Linked DNA regions of Homo sapiens: region 1 is linked to region 2. Evidence: chromatin loops called from intact Hi-C (ENCODE). Cell type or tissue: heart right ventricle. All regions are shown on one strand. Links, peaks and the distances in the headings refer to the core of each region. The heading gives the core; the rest is flanking DNA. Region 1 holds the start of LOC107986594 (a long non-coding RNA gene). Region 2 overlaps UNC5CL (unc-5 family C-terminal like).

Region 1 (9,922 bases), core at 1,011-9,010, 1.7 Mb after region 2:
GGGTCCATCTGCCCAGGGCTACAGCACCGCCATCCCAGACCCAGTGCCCTCTCACTGCCTCACATTCTGGTTTTAGGACACATCTCCTATGTGAGCCCCTGAGCCCAGGGTCAATAACTGACATGATGTGTTTTGTTTGGCTAGCCTGGTGTTTTGGAAGACAATGCAGATTCATGAAAGAAAAAATTGATGTTGGACTTTATTTAAAATTAAAACACCACTCTGCAAAAGATATTTTTAAAAGAATTAAAAGACAAGCTACAGACTGGGAGAAAATATTTGCAAAACATATATCTGATAAAGGACTTGTATCTGAAGTATACAAAGAGCTCTAAAAATTCAACAATAAGAAAATAAACCACTCAGTTTAAAAGTGGGCAAAAGATCTGAACAGCCACTTCACCAAAGAAGAGATACAGATGGCAAATAAGTACATGACAAGGTACACAACATCCTGTGTCACACAGGGAAATACAAATTAGAACAACAATGAGATACCACTACATACATATTAGAATGGCTAAAATAAAACAAAAAATGACAATTCCAAATGCCAGTGAGGATGTTGAGCAATAGGAACTCTCGTTCATTGCTAGAGGGAATGCAAAATGGTTTTGCACTCCCACAGCCACTTTGGAAGACAGTTTGATGGATTCTTGCAAAGCTAAATATGATCTTACCATACAATCCAGCAATTGCATTTTAGTTATTTACCTAATTGAGGTGAAAACTTATGTCCACAAAAAAAAACAGAATATGATTGTTCATAGTAGCTTTTTGTATAATTATTTATAATTGCCCAAAACTGAAAGCCACCAAGATGTCCTCCAAAAAGTGAATGAATAAACAAACCGTGGAATATTATTCAGCTATCAAGTCTGGGTGCAGTGGCTCAGGCCTGTTATCCCAGCACTTTGGGAGGCCAAGGTGGGTGGATCACTTGAGGTCAGGAATTCAAGAGCAGCCTGGCCAACATGGTGAAACCCAACCTCTACTAAAAATACAAAAATTTGCCAAGGATATTGGCATGCACGTGTAATCCCAGCTACTTGGAAGGCTGAGGCAGGAGAATCGCTTGAACCGAGGAGGCAGAGGTTGCAGTGAGCCGAGATCAAGCCACTGCACTCCAGCCTGGGTGACAGAGCAAGACTCCATCTCAAAAAAAAAAAAAAAGAGCTATCAGGCCATGAAAAGTGATGAACCTGCAATGCATATTGCTTAGTGAAAGATGCTCATATGAAAAGACTATGTATTATATGATTCCAACTATATAACATTCTGGAACAGGCAAAATTATGGACACAGTGAAATAGTCAGTGGTTGTCATGGACTTGTAGGGAGGAAAGGATGAATAGATGGAGCACAGGGAATTTTGGGGGCAGTGAAACTATTCTGTATGATATTGTAATGTTGCATAGATGATGTCATGCATTTGTCAAAATCCATAGAGCTGTACAGCACAAAGAGTGAACCCCTGCATAAACCATGGACTTTAGTTCATAATAATGTATCTATATTCATTCACCAGTTATAACAAATTTATCACACTAATACAAAATGTTAATAATAAGGAAAACTGAAAGGTGGGGAAGAGGAGTATAAGGGAATTCTCTGTACTATCTGCTCAATTTTCTGTAAACTTAAAACTTCTCTAAATAATAGTCTATTGATTTTTAAAACTGCAGAAGCAGAATAACTAGGCAGCTGCACTATGCCATGGCAATGCAGGCAGCTTAGCATTTGTGCCCTGCACCTGGCCCACTCCATGCATTCACCTGGGCACCTGCCAACCTCTAGAGGCCAGTAAATTTGAATTCCAACCCCTGTATACCTGCACCTTCCACACACGGAGCCCTCTCGCTGAAACTCCAGGACTCCACACAGCACATCTGAAAAACACAACGAGGAGGATTCAGCTTCCTCAATCATTGCTCTGGCTCTGTGCTGAGCCCTTGTGTATCTGCCCCATGAGAATAAGCTCTCCTTTCAGCTGTGAGGCTCAGAACCCCTGGCTATTTCTGTACCCTCTTTTCTGATCTCTTGGGTAGCTTCTACTGGTAGCAATATCCTGCTCAGCGAGTAGAAAGCCCTGTCTCTCATTTTTCCTTTGGCTTCAAAGACATTGAAGTGTGTACATGTGCATGTGTGTGTGTGTGAGAGAGAGAGAGAGGGGCAGGTGTGTCAGCAAGGGGCCCGACAGATGCAAGGTAGAAATACACTATGCTTGCCCAGGGACAGTGGTTCATGCCTGTAATCCCAGTACTTTGGGAGGCTAAAGCCGGTGGATCGCTTGAGCCAGGAGTTCAACACCAGCCTGGGCAACAAGGTGAAACCCCGTCTCTACAACAAAATATGAAAATATCCTTACCTCCCCACAAATCCATAGCCGGGCGTGGTGGCACATGCCTGTAGTCGCAGCTACTCAGGAGGCTGAGATGGTAGGATCTTTTGAGCCCAGAAGGTCAAGGCTGTAGTGAGCCAAGATCTGCACCACTGCACTCTAGTCTGGGTGACAGAGCGAGACCCTGTCTGAAAAAGAGAAAAAAAAAAGAAAGAAAAGAAATACACTGTGCTTGCAAAAAAAAAAAAAAAAAAAAGTTTAATCCTAGTGTTCAGAACCTTGAATTTGAAAGGTGTGCATCAGATCACCCACAGGAGCTTTTCCAAAAATCCTGCTCCCAGAGTCCCCACCCCCACCCCAAGCCCCTTCGGTGACTGCTGGCAGAAGGGTCTTGGGGAAGATGGCTCTCAGCCAGCCCTAGAGCGCTGTTCAGCCCTGTCCCCTGTGGTTGCTGCCGGCGAGCTGGTTGGATGCTCTAATTCCTGGGCAGAGATCACTGAGTGTCCTGAACAGTGTTTGTTAAAACACCTCAACTTGAGTGGCTGGCTGCCCCATATTTCCTCCTCCAACAGTTGTTGGAGTGCCAGCATTCCTGGATGGGACGGTCACACTAGGCAGGTGAGAGGAAAAGTAACCCCGCCAGAGACTGGAAAGGAAGAGCTCTAGGGGCTCCACCTCTGACAAAGAAATCCTTGCCACTTGCTTTAGATGCTGGTAGTAACGGGCCTACAGAACTCTGCCACGGTAAGCCAGGTAGGGAACCCTGTCTCAGGCCATCATGGCGTCTCAGACATTCCCTGTGAACATCTCACGTGAAGGATTCGCTGTTGGCATTCCCACGTTCCCAAGGGAGACAGCACTGGCCTTCTCCTCTGACGGCAATAATATCTCGTAGCCTTTGTAGAGGGCCCTCCTGGGCCAGGTGCAAAATACATGAGCACTGTGCCTACTATCATGGTCCCCCACTTTACAGGTGAAAAAATTCAGGCTCAGAGAGATGAAGTAGCTTGCCCAGGGTCACCAGCTAATCAGTGGTGAACTCAAACCCAGGCCTGTCGGAGTCGTGCACTCCCCTCATTCCTCACAGCAGTTGTGTTTAGGATCAATGACTGCCTTTTAGGGACACATGTCCATAATGTTATCTAGTAGGTGTTGGCATTTACCAGCCCACATTTTGTAATATTTTGTACAAGGCGCTTTCTTTATGTGCTTCCCACCACCAGATCCTCCTGCCTGGGGTATCCGCTCTTCCAATGTGTCCACACCGTCTGATTTTCCCAAGAGGCCAGGATTTTTAAAGGGTAAAGCTGTGTTTCCTTAAAAGGCCAACCTTCTAAGGTGTGGAAACCCAGAATTCCCTGTGACTGGCCCTTGCCATTTCAGCTGAGAAACCCAGAGTTCAGCCTCCCCATTCTGTAAATGAGGACACTGAGGCCCCGAAAGGGAATGAGATGCTTTAACTCTGTAGTTAATAACACAAAGAGCCACAAATTAGGCCAGGGATGATGGCTCACACCTGTAATCCCAGCACTTTGGGAGGCCAAGGTGGGTGGATCACGAGGTCAGGAGTTCAAGACCAGCCTTGGCCAATATGGTGAACCCTCATCTCTACTAAAAAGACAAAAATAATTAGCCAGCCATGGTGGTGCGTGCCTGTAGTCCCAGCTACTCAGGAGGCGGAGGCAGAAGAATCGCTTGAACCCAGGAGGTAGAGGTTGCAGTGAGCTGAGATCACACCACAGCACTCTAGCCTGGAGACAGAGCAAGACCCTGTCTCAAAAAAAAAAAAAAAAAAAAAAAAAAAAAAGAGCCACAAATTAAACCTAGACCTTCACACTCCATGGCAAGTGCCTTTTCTTCCTTCCACCCACTGCTCCCCCTGCCCTCTGCCTGCCTCCTTCCCTCCTCCACTCGCCTCTTCTCCCATCCCTCCCTCCACTGTCAGCTCTGCCTATCTCTATTCCTGCCTTACATCCCCCTTCTCCTTTTCTTCCTCCTCTCTGCCTCATTCCCTTTGTCATACTCCCTTGCAGCCAGGGCTGCCTCTTTACTGCTTGTTTGTTGATCATGCCGCTGCCAGCCTTTATCCGCCGGCATCTCCGAGAGAGTCCATGGTGGAATAGGTCTAAGGAGTAGCCCCTGGGCAAGGCCTCCAGGGACTGTCTGCTGTGCCACCCATCAGAATAGTGCTCCTTCCACCTTGTCTTGGCCTTGGGCATTCCTGGAGATTCCTTAGGTATTCCAACTTAAGATGATTCCTGGATGTGCTTGCCTAGAGACCTTTAACCCTGCAGTCGAGAACCCTGGACTTCAAAGGTGTGTGTCACGTCATTATTGACCACCTCCAACAAGTCCCCTTTATTGAGATTTGAATCACATGAATCCCAGTCATGGCCCCTCCGACAGCACACCCTCGGGCAAGCCAGCTCCCCACTTTGGGATTCCCTTGCCTCATCTGTAAGATGTGCAAAGGTCCCTCCGACACGGTCACTCTGTGAGCAGATAAATGTTGCCCGGTCAGTGCCCGGTCAGAGCCGCCAGGGTGAGAGAGCGAGGGCCCAGCGGCTGTTGCTGCCCGAGCTCCAGAGCGGCTGCTCCTGAGAATTGCCGCAGGTGGGGAACTGGGGGTAGCGGGGCGCTGGTCTTCTGCTCATCAGGTTCTGAAAGAAACCTGATTCATCACTTCCCCAGGGATGCTCAGGTCCTGGAAGCTGATCCCACTAAACACTCTGATTGGCAACCCAGAAGGCCTAATTACTATTAATATGGCTTATTAATCCTTATTAAGGAAGATACTTCATTCTGATGGCTGGTATGTTCTCTCTCCAGAGGGGCGTCAACATGAGAAATTAATTCGGTGTCAAAGGCTGGTTGGGCAAAGGGAGAGGGCAGAGGTCATTTATGGCATCATCCCCAGAATTACAGAAACCAAGCTGTGGCATCCAGGAACAGGATGCTTGAGCAGCTTACAGGTTTGAGGAGTCATTTCCCTCGAGAGCCCCCAGCCTTCCATTGCACTGCCCTCCTGCATGAGGTGGGGCAGCTGGGCCTCCGCAAAGAGTACTAGATGCCCCTATTGGCCACGGTGTGATCGTGCCCTTCTACCCTGCCCCATCCATCTCTCCATCCTCTTCCACCCCCTCCCACCTTTCAATAGTTTGGCACCTGTGAACTCTCCCTGGAACCTGAGCCAAGGCTCCACTGGGAAGCCACTGAGTGAATGAGCCATTTTTGTGCCAGTGCCTTGGTCTTGCAAATTTGCTACAGCTTCCAAACTGACCTTGACCCGTTGTCATGAAAGCACTTGCAGGATGGAAAGCCCTTTCTCCTTCCCTTCTCCAGGCTGCACCAGGAACCACTCAGCAGGAGCCTTGAGAATTGGTTACTGTTCTCTGAAGAAAAGCGTGCAGAGCCTGCCACCTGGTGGCTACCTCTGGTCCTACATCGGTCCTCACTAGACCCAGCACAGGGATCTCTGCTTTCCCACCATGAAGGGCACCTCGTGGAAAGTCTCTCCACTGCTAGGAAATGGACATTGGTGGGTGAGGGGGGGCTTCCCCAGGCTCTGGTGTCTTTTCTTGCTTGTTTGACCACAGTCGTGACCTATGGAAGCAGCCTTGCCATTGGCTGAGATCGGAAGGCGGAAGGCCAGAGCCGGGGAAGGGGCCATACTCATGAGTGAGACACGCAGTTTGTCAGGTCTGTAGAGTACCTTGGACTGAAGATGCAGACTCCGCGGAGCCGGCTCACCTGTCTCTAACCCTAGCCTGCCTCTCAGCCCAAGTGTCCCCAGAGTGTAAAAGGAGGGTTGTACCCAGGTGACTTCTTAGGCCTCTTCCAGCTCTGAGGTTGTCTCCAGGCAGGAAGCGAGGAAGATCTCCTTACAGCACAACTTAGAGTAAGGACCTTGTAACCACAGGCATGTGGAATACACTGGCCTCCAACCAGCCGTGTCCACGCGCCTCTTCACCTCCCAAGAGGAGCTTCTGGGTTCCACTGCACTTGGCCAGGAATCCAAGGCAAGGCGCACATGTCAGCAGCCTAGGTGAGCAGGCACAGCTGCATCTAATGAGCTGTTGGATCTGACTCCTCTCTCAGCATGAAGCTAGGTCCCAGGGGCAGGCAGTGTGGTCAGGGGTAGGCCAGCGTGTGTTCCTAGAATGCCACAGAGTCAAGCCCAGTTAGAAGGCATTGTGGCTGAGAGCACAGGTTCTGAAGCCTCAAAGAATCCTGAGTAGTTCCCGATTCTGCCACTTACCAGCTGGATAACTTTAGAATTTCTTTAATCTGTCTAAGCCTCAGTTTTCTCATGTATAAAATGGAGACGATGACATCTACCTCTTAGGTCATTGAGAGGATTAAATGGCATGATATTTGCAGAGCACTTTCACGAAGCCTGGCGTGTCTATCAATGACAGTTGTGGCCATCGTTTGTTGTTCAGCTGCTACAGCCAACAGATGCATGCTCTAACAATGAAAATTACTGTGTAGGCCGGGCACAGTGGCTCACGCCTGTAATCCCAGCACTTTGGGAGGCCAAGGTGGGTGGATCACCTGAGGTCAGGAGTTCAAGACCAGCCTGGCCAATATGGTGAAACCCCATCTCTACTAAAAATACAAAAAATTAGCCAGGTGTTGTGATGCATGCTTGTAATCCCAGCTACTTGGATGGCTGAGGCAGAAGGATTGCTCAAACCCAGGAAGCGGAGGTTGCAGTGAGCCAAGATCATGCCACTGCACTCCAGCTTGGGCAACAAGAGTGAAACTCCATCTCAAAAAAAAAGAAAAAAAGAAAATTACTGTGTAAACCATCCAAGACAGGACTCTTGGCTCTTGTCTTAGTCTGCTCAGGCTGCTATAACAAAATACTATAGACTGAGTGGCTCAAACAACAAACGTTTATTTTTCACAGTTCTGGAGGCTGGGAAGTCCAAGATCAAGGCACTGGCAGATTCGATGTCTGGTGAGGACCCCCTTCCCGGTTCATAGACAGCTGTCTTCTCGACGCATCCTCACATGGTGGAAGGGGCAAGGGAGCTCTCCAATGTCTCTTTTATAAGGACTCTAATCCCATTCATGAGAGTTCTACCTTCATGACTTAATCACCACCCAAAGGCCCCACCTCTACTACCATTACATTGGAGATTAGGTTCAACACATGACTTTTCAGGGACACAAACCTCCAGTCCGTAGCACAGCAGATTTAGTTCCTGCTGAGGGCTTCCTTCCTCGCTTGCTGGCACCTCCTTCTTATTGTGTGCTCACATAGGAGAGAAAGAGAGAGAGAGAGAGAGAGAGAGAGAGAGGGAGAGGGAGGGAGAGGGAGAGGGAGGGGGGGAGGGAGAGGGGGGGGAGAGAGAGAGAGAGAGAGAGAGAGAGAGAGAGAGAGCACTGTAGTTTCTCATCCTCCTCTTATACCTATAAGGACACTAATCCCAGTGCAGGGGCCCTACCCTCAGGACCTCATCTAAATCTATTCACCTCCCAAAGGCCCCACTGCCCAATGCCATCACACTGGGAATTAGGGTGTCCACATAGGGATTTTGAGAGGACACATTCAGTCCATAACAGCTCCTAGATATAAACCCTGAATTTCCTTCTATAAATTTGCCCCCATTCCTTTTGCTTTTGTTTGTTTGTGTTTTGCAGTGATGTGAATGCCAGGAAAATCCTGCCCTCGCCTTGCCCCAGTCCACACAGCCAGAAACAGAGCAGCACCAGCACCCCACTGGAAGACAGGTCTGTGGTCTTCTCCTGTTATGCCTGTGACAGCCCCTGCAGTGGGCGGAGTGGGCCTCCATCTCCAGTCTACTCCCCGAAAAAGCCCCTCGTCCAGTAGCCACACAGACAGAACCCAGGTCTGGCCTCTGCCCTGGTCCCCTGGGAATTCCCTGGAATCTCTCACACAGGCCAACTCAAAGCGGGGAGGTTTTCTCCCACAGTCACCAGGGCCCTGTGTTGGGCAGAGTTGTTTCATATCTTCTTGTGAATAGACGTACCTGGGGGCCAGAAAGGGAAAGAGCCAGCCCAGGGCAGCCCCACCACAGAGCAGAGCAGGGAGCTGACAAGCCTGGCCTGAAGACCCAGCAGCATTTGCTTCCAGGCTTACCAGAGTTGATCAGCACCATGGGCATTTGTATCCTCCGGCTAGAATGGCTGCTCAGCCTCTTTCACCAGCACAGCCTCTGCCCTGCCTGCCTGGACTCTGCTTTAGTGCTTCCGGCTGGCCTGCAGCGGGAAAGCCAACACCCAAACTACCTGCGGGAATGGCCAGCCCCTTGTTACATACCGTCCTTACTGCCTTCTAAGGAAGTGGCTACCACCTCCTGCTGTGCAGAGGCACAGGGGTGAGGATGGACGGAAAGTTGGCAAGGCCAGGCAAGTGTACTGCTCTGAGTTTGCTGAAGGGGAATGCTATATGGAGAAGCTGGATGGAAAAGGGGATGGGGGAGGGCACACACAGCCCTCCCTTTCTAAGGAGATTCCCACACAACACTTCTACTTACAAATCTCATTGGCCAGCACCTGGTCACCCGGCCACACATCGCAGCAAAGGAGTCTGGGAAAGGTAGTTTTTTTAGTTGTGGCAACTTAGCTAAATATGATTCTGTTTTTAAGGAGAGACAGGAGAACAGTAATCTCTGCCTTGAGGTCAACTAGCTAAGCCACGTGGGGAATGAGGGTGCTCTGAGGACACAGCACTGAATGATATGACATCTAAGCTGGGCACAGAAGTTGATGGGCCCCAGGTTAAGGGGTGCTGGTTTGGGTAAATCAGGGATGGGAGGACAAGAGTGGTGGTGGTAAGAGGATAGAGAAGGCAGCGAGAGAAAGCACAGCCGCCATGTGACGGGTGGTGGGGAGGGCAGTCCAGGGAGAGGAAGCATCAGAGCAAAGGCCCTGAGGCTGGAAGTGGCTTGGTAAATGCAAGTCACTGAAAGAAAAGGGGGCAGCTGGAGCCCCTGACCCGGGGTCATATCATACACAGCCTGGTAGGTCATGGGACAGAGTTTAAGTTTTATTCCATGAGTGGTGAAAAGCCACTAAAGGGTCTGTATTAGTCTGTTTTCACACTTCTGATAAAGACATACCTGAGACTGGGTAATTTATAAAGAAAAAGAGATTTAATGGACTCACAGTTCATGTCACTGGGGAGGCCTCACAATCATGGTGAAAGGCACGTCTTACATGGTGGCAGCCAAGACAGAATGAAAGCCAAGTGAGAGGGGAAACCTCGTATGAAAACATCAGATCTCATGAGACTTATTCACTACCACGAGAACAGTATGGAGGAAACCGTCCCCATGATTCAGTTATCTCCCACCTGGTCCCTCCCACAACACGTGGAAATTATGGGAGCTACAGTTCAAGATGAGATTTGGGTGAGGACACAGCCAAACCATATCAGGGTCTATGGCAGGGAATGACTTGACCCAATTTGCATGACAAGAGGCTTAGTGTGGCTGCCACACAGAGAAGGTAGGAGGGAGTGAGAAGCAGGCCAGCCGTGTCATGTAGCTTTCTGAGTGAGATCAGTCACCTAAAATGGAAAAGCATTTTGGAAATATAAGTGGTGAGTCC
Region 2 (9,922 bases), core at 890-8,889:
GCATCCACCTCTCCCACTTCAGGTAGGCACATGCCATTGGCCTGTCTTCCCACACCCATCTCTCTGAGGACTGTCTTTCCTGCCCACTTTCTCTGTCTGCCTTATCTTCATCTCTCTGTATAGAAGATGGTCTGCAAATCCTTTATCCCCTGGTGTCTCTTTCTGGCCCCTCTGTCCTAATGTTTGTAGCAGTTTTTCTCACATCAATCATGTCCATGACTGCAAATCCCATTGCTGTCTCTCTGTCTGTCTGGAAGTGTCTGACTCAGCACCATCTCTCCATCTAAGAGGGACCTGTCTTTCCCATCTCTCTCTGTCTTTCAAATTATCTCTCTCTACACTGTGCCCCTTTCAGGACTGTCCCCAGGCTTAGCACCAGTTCTCTAAGACTCCATTCCATCTCTGTCCTTCTTCTCTTTGTCTTTCTAGAGTCCTAGGTCCTCTGCCTCCCAGCCTCCTTGCCACCCATTGACAGGAATAGGGCCATGTGCGGGTGCCCTCCCAAGCATGGTCACCCTGAGCCCACTTTCCCTCTCTCCCCTGCCAGCTCTCCTCCCCATTCAGTCACCAGTCACTGTGACATGCTCACTTTTCATCCCCAACCTACCAGTTCCTCCCTAAGTGCTCCCCTCGAGTGTTCTCTGAACCTCCTTGAAGGCCCCACAGAGGCCCCTCAGGTGGCAGGAGGCTGGTGGCAGTGTGTTGGTGTCTTAGCCTTCCCTGCACATTAGTGCCTGCCACTGGCTCCCTCTGCAGCCTCTACACCTGTGTGCTGGAGGCACCTGTGGGGCGCGAAGCCCGCAAATGGCTGCAGCTGGCCGTATTCTGCTCACCGCTGGTGCCAGGACAGTCCCATCTGCAACTGCGTATCTACTTCCTCAACAACACGCCCTGCGCCCTGCAGTGGGCACTGACCAACGAGCAGCCCCATGGTGGGCGCCTGCGTGGGCCCTGCCAGCTCTTCGACTTCAATGGGGCTAGGGGCGACCAGTGCCTGAAGCTCACGTACATCTCAGAGGGTGAGGGAGGCAGTGGCCTGTGGGATAGGATGATCGGGAGCCCCACAGGAATGAAGGGTTCTGGGCCTCCCCTGGACATCTGGAGATCTGGGGATCCCAAGTCTCTCTCTCTTTTTTTTTCCCGAGATGGAGTTTCGCTCTGTTGCCCAGGCCGGAGTGCAGTGGCTTGATCTTGGCTCACAGCAACCTCCGCCTCCTGGGTTCAAGTTATTCTCCTGCCTCAGTCTCCTGAGTAGCTGCAATTACAGGTGCCCACCACCATGCCTGGCTAATTTTTTTGTATTTTTGGTAGAGACGGGGTTTCATCATGTTGTCCAGGCTGGTCTCGAACCCCTGACCTCAAGTAATCTACCCGTCTCGGCCTCTGAAAGTGTTGGGATTATAGGTGTGAGCCACCACACCAGGCCCCAAGTCTGTTTGTGACCTCTGGGCCAGCAGTAGCCTCATGGAGCCCCCAGGGCTTTGACCACTCTGCTGTCTACTGAGCCCTTGCCACTCACTCCTTGGACAGGGTGATGCCAGGTGGCAGGTGGGAAGGAGAGGGGTTATACCCCACAGAAGCAGGAAAGGATGGAAGGCTTTTATAGTGCAAGGGCCCTCTTGGGGTCCCAGCCCAGGCTCTGGGGATTCCCATTCCCTTGAGACCCTCCTGCCTTTGTTCTGTCCTCATGCCTCCCCACAGCCCCCTTCAATACTTGTTTAAGGCCCCACTCTCTGAGGCCCTCTGCTGTCTGCCTACTCACCAGGTTGGGAGAATGTGGATGACAGCAGTTGCCAGCTGGTTCCCCATCTCCACATCTGGCATGGAAAGTGCCCCTTCCGCTCCTTCTGCTTCCGGAGAAAAGCAGGTAGTCCGGGAGCCCTGTGTGTACCTCCTCCCCTCTCTTTTCCCATCCTGTCTCCTCTCCTTCCCTCCCAGTAACCCTGGAGCTCTGCAGACCCCCATGCAGCCATGCACACAGACCTTCCCTGAAAGGCCAGGAGCCACACAGATCTTTGCAGAGAGAAAAATGGAGTGTTGGACCCCAGCTTCCTCAGATTTCCCAAGTCTTACTATAGAGTCCCTTACCTTCTCCTGCTCTTACCCCAGGCCGTTTCCTCACTCACTGGCCACGCTGTCACCTTCTCTTTATAGCCGATGAGAATGAGGACTGTTCAGCACTAACCAATGAGATCATTGTCACCATGCACACCTTCCAGGATGTGAGTTGGAGCTGAGGGGCAGAGGAAGGGCAGGGCCTGGGGGAAATCCTAGGCAAAGTGGGCACAGGGTCTGGTGCCCAGTAACTATGGTCTTAATCACATAGGTAAAGATGGCACTTTCCATAGAGCCCCCATACCAGCTCTTTGAGGGGCTGAGATCATCTGGGCTCCAAGTTACCCTCATCCCTGACTCTCCTTGTCTATCGGTGGATGAATCCAGCAGGAAGCTAAAAGAACCAAACCCTAGTTTAACCCCTTCTCCCAACTCAGAGAACTGGGGCATCAAGTTGATATGGTTTCTTTCTAGGCTGATTGTCTACATTTGAGAGATGATGTTTGGTATCTTCAGTGTGGGATTTGAGAGATGATGTTTTGTATTTTCAGTGTGGGAAGTGACCAGGAAGAGGGTCTTGAGTAGGCAGGCTGGGAGTTAGGTATCTCTCCTCTCCTGCTGCACCAAGGGAAGATGCGAAGAAATCGGAGTTGAGAGTCTTTGGGGAACCATAGTGGCACCTTAGTGGAGGGCAGGCAGATACCCTGTTGTCACTTGGAGAAGAGGAAGGGAAGGTTGGAATGGAGGAAGGTACACATATGGCTGAGATCAGTGTCTCTATGGTTGGATGACCTCCCACTGCTCCACGGCCCCACCCAGGACTTCCCCTGGTGGCTCAGGCTGCACTCTGGTCTTCATGTCCCAGTTCCCAAAGAGCTCAGGGGCAAACATAAGGCTGAAGGTGCGGTTCTGAAGTCACAGGGAGACAGTGGGTAGAGGGTGCTGGGTGGAGCAGGGTTGTATCTCCTGGTAAGGTGGCTCTGAGTGACAGACTGAAGGAGAGACATGAGGAATGGAGGTAGGACTCCAGCTTCTTACTCAGGGGGATGGCTTGTGACCCCTAAGTGTGTTCCCTGCCCTGTGTTGACTCAGGGCTTGGAGACCAAGTATATGGAAATCCTCAGATTCCAGGCATCAGAGGAGGAATCCTGGGCAGCGCCACCACCTGTTTCCCAGCCGCCCCCATGCAATAGGTGAGACGGGGGTTGCTTGGGCTGCTGCCTGGGGGATGTTGGGTTCCTACCCTGGCACCCACAGGGTGACTACAGCATTTAGGGTGCATATGGGAGAACCAGAGTGGGTCTGTTTGTCCCTTTCTTCCAAGAACACCCTTTTCCCTGCCTAAGGCTGCCCCCAGAGCTCTTTGAGCAGCTGCGGATGTTATTGGAGCCAAACAGCATCACCGGCAATGACTGGCGCAGACTGGCCTCCCACCTGGGGCTTTGCGGCATGAAGATCCGGTAGGAAGAGGGGTGAGGTCTGTGGATGGTAGAGGAGGGTGGGCTGGAATGGGGTTCCTCAGGACACTCTGGAGACTGGATCACAGGCAAGGGAGTGACTTAAAAGTCAGAGAATGGCTACTGTCCACCCTATTTCCCATAAAAGGGCAGCTCTATTAATCACTGTATCATCAGTACCTAGAATGATGCCTGGTGCATAGTAGGTGCTCAATTAACATTTAACAGTGAATCCATTAACATGGAAGTTATTTGGTACATGTTGAGTGCTTGCCATGCTATGCCCTGAGGAGGAGCAAGACAGATTATAGGATAATGTGTGTAAAGCATGTAGCTGGGTGCCTGACACTTGTTAATTCAATAAATGTTATCAATAATGGTGACAGTGCAGTCATGATCCCTGTCAAGGAACTCAGAAAGCAGGAGAATACTGAGCTAAGCTCCAGAAACTACACTATGAGTGCAGCGGTCAGGGAAGACTTTATCCTGGTGATGGGGCTAGAGCTGGACCCTGAAAACAGGGTGGATTTTTATTTATTATTATTATCATTATTTGAGACGGAGTCTTGCTCTGTCGCCCAGGCTGGAGTGCAATGGCGCAATCTTGGCTCACTGCAACCTCCATCTCCCGGGTTCAAGTAATTCTCCTGCCTCAGCCTCCCGAGTAGCTGGGATTACAGGCACACGCCACCATGTCCAGCTAATTTTTTATTTTTAGTACAGACGGGGTTTCACCAGGTTGGCCAGGCTGGTCTGCAAACTACAGGGTGGATTTTTAAATCATTCATTTAAACATTTATCAAGTACCTATTATGCCCTGGAAACTGTGCTAAGCACTATGATACAAGATGAATGAGGCATGGTCCCGGCGCCTAGGAGCGCACACACTAGTAAAGGGTTCAGAGAGCTTGAAAAATAAAGGCAAGTGTTCCTTGTGCCTTCCTGTAAGAATCCAGTATTGTATAACACATTGAAGAGAGACAGAAAACAGCTGAAGCAAGAATAATAATGAACTGCGGGCGTTATGACCAGAAGTCTGAACTGAGGGATGCAGAATGTTCTCTTCCACCTGGGAGGGGTGAACTAGAAAGGGCTTCAGGGAGGAAGTGATGGGGAAGAGATCAGCCATTTTGTTTTGGGGAGTAGCAGAGGTGGCTGTGGGTGTAGTGTGTGCAAGGCGAGAAAGAGAGAGGCCTGAGCTAAGGGGGTTCAGGATGGGAGAAAGGAGAGAAAGCATAAAGACAGGGCAAGGCCAGGTGCTGGATGAGCCAGAAAGGCTCATGGAGCGTGGGCTGGTTAGGAGGTGAGAGACTCTGGAAGGTTTTAGTGGACGGGAGAGTCGTGATAAAAAGCCATGGTTTACAGCAACTGTTTCCTTAGTAGTGAGCAGGATGTTGTGGCCTAGGAGAGAGGGAGGAAGGAGGGAGTTAGGAGGCTAGGGGGAGGCTAGGGGTGTATTTGGAGTGGGGGAGGTAGAGAAGGCAATTACAGAACATCAGAACTGTAGCAAACTTAGAGGTCCTCTTGTCTAAGCCCTCATCTTAATAAGAGGAAACTGAAGCCTAGAGAGGAGTAGGGGTCAGAGTTGGCCTCCAAGCCAGGACAATCTCAAGTTTCAAAGCCCTGGGGCTTCCCACCTCCTGTGCCCTGGAAGGCAGGCAAGAGCAGGACAAGGACAAAAGCTACAGGATGGGGAAGGGACGGACCTTGCGCTGCGCAGCCCAGGGAGCCTGCAGCAGGGGGGGAGCCCCTCCCTGCTCCTACACCCTTCTCTTCCTCCCCTACCTCGGGCCAGGTTCCTGTCCTGCCAGCGCAGCCCCGCAGCGGCCATCCTGGAGTTGTTTGAGGAGCAGAACGGCAGCCTGCAGGAGCTGCACTACCTCATGACCGTCATGGAGCGGCTAGACTGCGCCTCCGCCATCCAGAACTACCTGAGTGGGACACACGGCGGCAGCCCAGGCCCCGAGCGCGGGGGCGCCCGGGATAACCAGGGCCTGGAGCTGGACGAGAAGCTCTGAGCGCCCAGCGGGCAGGGCCGGAGGAGGTGTAGGGGCGAGAGGGGTTGTTCTCCTACGCCTAAGAGGAACACAGCAGCTGTTCCTGGCTGTGCCCACCACCCTTCCCAGAACCCTCGGACGGTGCCAGGGCCGCCCGCGTCCTCGCCAGCCTCCCAGCAGCAGGCGCGCCCTTCCGGCCGCGAGCTGTCCCGCGTGCGGGTCCCCTCCTGGCCGGCAGAGGGCGCAGGAGCCCAGGAGATGGCCTCAGCGTGGCCAGCCTGCCAAACTGACCAGGGGACGGCCACGGTCCCCGCGTGCACTTTAGGGCCGGTCAGGCCCTAAAGTATTCACTGAGCACTTAGGAAGACCGGGCATTGGGCTGGTGTCATGAAGAATACTGGAATATAGGAGGTAGGGTCTGGAGCCCTGACAAGCACACAGTTCTTTTGCAGGAGTCAAGATGTGCTCATAGGAGCCAAGGGCAAACTCGAAAACAGCCCTGCCCTGTGGTTAGGGGAGGTGGGTGTGGCTTTAGGAGTTGAGAGGGGAAGAGCTGAGTGCGGGCTGGAGCAGCGAGAATGCTTCACGGAGGATGTTGGGGAGAGAGGATTTGATTTGCCGAGTGGTTTGGAGATCTTTAGGGGCGGGTAGGGGAAGAGGGTGGCTGGACTTAAGGTAGGAGCCGAAAGTGGGCATGGGAGCCCATCCCCGTGGGTGTGAGGCCGGGGTAGGACCAGGCTTCCCGGCTAGGCACGCCTGGCTGGCTGCCTCTGCCTCTACTAACTTCCTTTGTCTCTTTATCCTCCTGCTTAGGCCGTGTCTTCCTCTCTCTCTGCCATTTTCTCTATCAGAAAACATTAAAGCTGAGTAGAAACTTCAAGATGATCATTCTGGCCCAGCCCTTTTATCTCTTTATCTCCAATGGTGTGCGTTTTAAGTTTCTCTGACTTGGTTTTTCTGTCCCTGTCTCCCACAGTTGTTCCCGCTCTGCACCTGTGTTTCAGTTACTCTCTCTCTCTGTCTTAGATCTTTTTGTTTCTGCCTAGTCTCTGTGCCCTGTCTTTGTGTGTTTCTTTCTCTGCCTGAAACCCTCCCTCTTTTCCCTTCAGGCATATGTCTCTAAACCAATGTTATGTATCAAAGACTGTTGAAAGAGACAGGGCTACTCTAGGAATGGATGGGTGGGGATATTTTCCCCATGGATCAAGATCCAGTTTAGGGTTGGGAAATAAAGGATAGGGATAAAAGAGGCACCCCATTCAGTCAGCAGATACTTATTCAGCACCTACTATGTGTTTGATACTGTATACAAAAGACATGAATGGGCTGGGTCCTGAACAGAGAATAAAGGGTTTGACTCCATTCTGGAAATTCTTTTGTTTGCAAACAGGTGTTGTTAATTTGTTCAAAGGCAGGCAAACAATCTCTCTGGCAACACAATTTTCTTCTGTATTTAATTAAAAAATATTAAAGCTTTTTTTCTATGATGAATGATAAAATATGAAAATTGCCTTCCTTTGTTACTAACTATATTTTGCTCAGATTGGCAAATTTGGATGTGAGTATGAATGATTTTATTTGGTAAAATTGTACCTATGGGGATGGGTTGGAGGGAAGCATTTTGTAGATTGTGCTTCCAGTATGAAAATTACCTGGGTCCCGCATGGTAAGTCAGGGAGGTTCCCTTCCTTTTCTGTTAGATGCAAGCCTTCAGAAGCAGGCCTTTCCATCCCTTCCCTGTTCCCCTATCCCCACCAGTCCTCTCCTACCCTTCTCATCTGTCCTCCTTACCCCATCGGGTGCTGCCAGTCACGCCAGATTAGTGCCCCGGACTTTTCCCCCTTCACTTAGCTCAGGATTGAACTGTGCAGTAGCCCGGCACTGTTTAGCCAAAGACATCATTGTGTTCCTTCCTACCCTGGAAAAAATCATTTTAAGAGTTTCACATCTACTGGAGTTGCAAATAGAAGCCACACAGATTCCAGTGATGGGAATAGAATGCTTTCTGGCCCCAACTCCAATTTCTCAAAATGCGTTTCCAGTGCTGGCAAAGGGAGGCTTGGAAATCCTGGGGTAGATGCAGGCCAAGTGATTCCTATAAGGCAGACACTTCCTTTCTCACATCAAACCCATTTGGCATGTTATGTATTGGCACCTAATGCTGAGAGATGGTGTGCCCCAGTGAGCATCAGGAGACTTAACATTTAGCCCTGACTCATACTAACTAGAACAGCTCTTCTTTGTGCTTTAAACTCTTCCTTGGAATGAAGCTACCATATTAGAGGCTGTCCCAGGGCCTTTGATTTCATAGACTTATGCAGAGGTGGCACACTGGTCACCCAAGGAACGTTCACTTGGGGATTTTTTTTTCTTTTTGAATTGCCTTCAAATAGCAAACAATTGATCACTGCTTGTGGCCTTACTTCCAGCCCTTTCCCTGATGAAGAGTTGCCTAAATCACCTGCTGAAAAACACTGCGTTTGTGATTTCTGCTTTTTCACATGTTGCAGAGGCCCACGTCTACACTTCCTCCTGCTGGATTTGGAGTCTGGGGAAAGGCGATGGGGAAATGAAAGGGTAAGGTTGGGCCTAGGTCTGTGGGGTTGGAGCCTCTAGTGCTCAGAGGAAATGTGTGTCCTTGGCATCCCCTTTGACCACTGAGCAATATTTATGCTAATGTTCAGATCTGTGCTAACAGAAATTCAATGAAAGCCACATATATAATTTTACACTTTCTAGTAGTCACATCAAAAATTGTAAATAGAAATAGGTGAAGTCAACTTTAATGTTTCATTTAACCTAATATATTCAGAATATTATTTCCACATGTAATCAATATAACATTAATAGTATATTTTACATTCTTTTTTATATTATTTGGAATCTGGTGTATACTTTGCAATTACACCACATCTCAATTTGTATGCTAATTTTTCATTGGAAAGATTTCATCTGTATTCAGCTTTTATACAATTTATAGCTAAAATGTACATTTACATACACAAATGAGCCAAAAGTTTTCCAAAAATGGGATTAGGTATCAGTTTTTAAATTTTAGTTCACTGAAATAAAATAAAAATTCAGTTCCTCAATTGCACTAGCCACATTTCAGTTGTTTAGTGGCCATGTGTGGCTAGTGGGTACTGTTAATGGACAGCACAGATCTGGGTTAGGAATCCAGCTGGGTATAACTTTATAGTGTTTTTACCATTCACTTATTTATTAATTCGTCAAACATTTGCTGAATACCTACTCTGTGCTAAGCCCTGCACAAATTGTTGGTGATAACAATCCAGTGAAGAAGAAACATTCTTGTTCTGTAGGAGCTCCTGGAAAGCTGGGAGTCAGAAGGAAGTACGCTTTCCTCCCATCCTTCTTTGTACCTGACTCAAGAAGGCAATGGGAGATGAGGTTCAGGCCGATACTCTCTGTTGCAGAAATGGTTCACACTGCAGCCTGGTGTAGAGGCAGTAGATTCAGGGTCAGTGTTCCTGGCTTATCTAGCACATCAAGTGGGTTGTTGGTTGCTGACAACAGGATTCACTCTGGCTAGTTGAGGCAGATGGGATTTAATAAAGGAAACTGAAGGACAAACAATCATTTGGAGGGTGGAGAAATAGATTTGGGGTAAAGTTTCCAAGAACAATGCCCTAAACTGTGCTGTAGGGCTAGATCATGGAGGGAAACTGGTATTACTATGGCTGCTGCTACTGAGCACTGGACACCAGGAACTTGACTTTATTGCAGCCACTCTTGCCACCACCACTGATGCTACTTCTGAGGCAGGAACCAGACCTCACCACCACATTTTTTTTTTTTTTTTTTGAGATGGAGTCTTGCTCTGTCACCCAGGCTGGAGTGCAGTGGTGCGATCTCGGCTCACTGCAAGCTCCACCTCCCGGGTTCACGCCATTCTGCTACCTCAGCCTTCTGAGTAGCTGGGACTACAGGTGCCCGCCACCACGCCTGGCTAATTTCTTTTTGTATTTTTAGTAGAGACGGGGTTTCACCATGTTGGCCAGGATGGTCTTGCTCTCTTGACCTCGTGATTGGCCCCCGTCGGCCTCCCAAAGTGCTGGGAATACAGGCGTGAGCCACTGTGCCCGGCCCCTCACCACCACTTCTGAAAGCTAAGGCCTCTGCTGCCTTCCATGCCAGCAAAAACAGAAGCTCCGTGCACTGCCTGCTCTTTATGCTACTCACTTCTGAATCAAATCTCTAGTGGAGGCCTTGGGTTGTGAGAGCTCAGACCACATCCCTGAATCTTAGCTGCAAAGACACCTGAACGCTCTGAACTCTGACTCGATCTCTGACTTCAATATTAGGGAGATGAGACTTATTACATGAGAATATCCCCAGATACGGGAAAGCTACTCAAAAGTTGATGAGAAGCCACAAATATGACAGATGTCT

What was found. Hi-C counts contacts between places; a loop is a spot of excess contacts. Peaks named below come from ENCODE experiments on the same cell type or tissue, not always from the same donor. Only the 100,000 strongest peaks of a DNase experiment are listed, where the experiment ranks them.
Region 1: it touches region 2 in a loop (3-fold over the local background); 21 of 110 quality-filtered maps call a loop at or near these places.

The regions. Positions count from the first base shown.
Region 1 is chr6:39,343,858-39,353,779 of GRCh38, reverse strand. It overlaps KIF6 (kinesin family member 6), which reads left to right. Exons shown (of 23, transcript NM_145027.6): 20 at 7,254-7,304; 21 at 7,991-8,080. LOC107986594 (a long non-coding RNA gene) reads right to left here and starts at 2,529. Exons shown (of 4, transcript XR_001744111.2): 1 at 2,369-2,529; 2 at 1,832-1,889. RefSeq lists enhancers at 8,440-8,941, 9,616-9,922. In heart right ventricle, for the core only: a CTCF peak has its summit at 5,770 (motif pointing left); a DNase peak (open chromatin) is centred at 5,769.
Region 2 is chr6:41,023,981-41,033,902 of GRCh38, reverse strand. UNC5CL (unc-5 family C-terminal like) reads left to right here. Exons shown (of 9, transcript NM_173561.3): 3 at 1-22; 4 at 757-1,019; 5 at 1,766-1,867; 6 at 2,155-2,222; 7 at 3,148-3,248; 8 at 3,402-3,515; 9 at 5,308-7,008. The coding sequence ends at 5,530. Among named protein-coding and RNA genes, the nearest start is that of UNC5CL, 10 kb to the left of the region's middle. RefSeq lists a silencer at 5,605-5,714 and enhancers at 5,855-6,054, 6,125-6,194. In heart right ventricle, for the core only: CTCF peaks have their summits at 5,525 and 5,727 (motif pointing right); a DNase peak (open chromatin) is centred at 5,742; H3K4me3 peaks cover 1,488 bases; H3K27ac peaks cover 1,306 bases.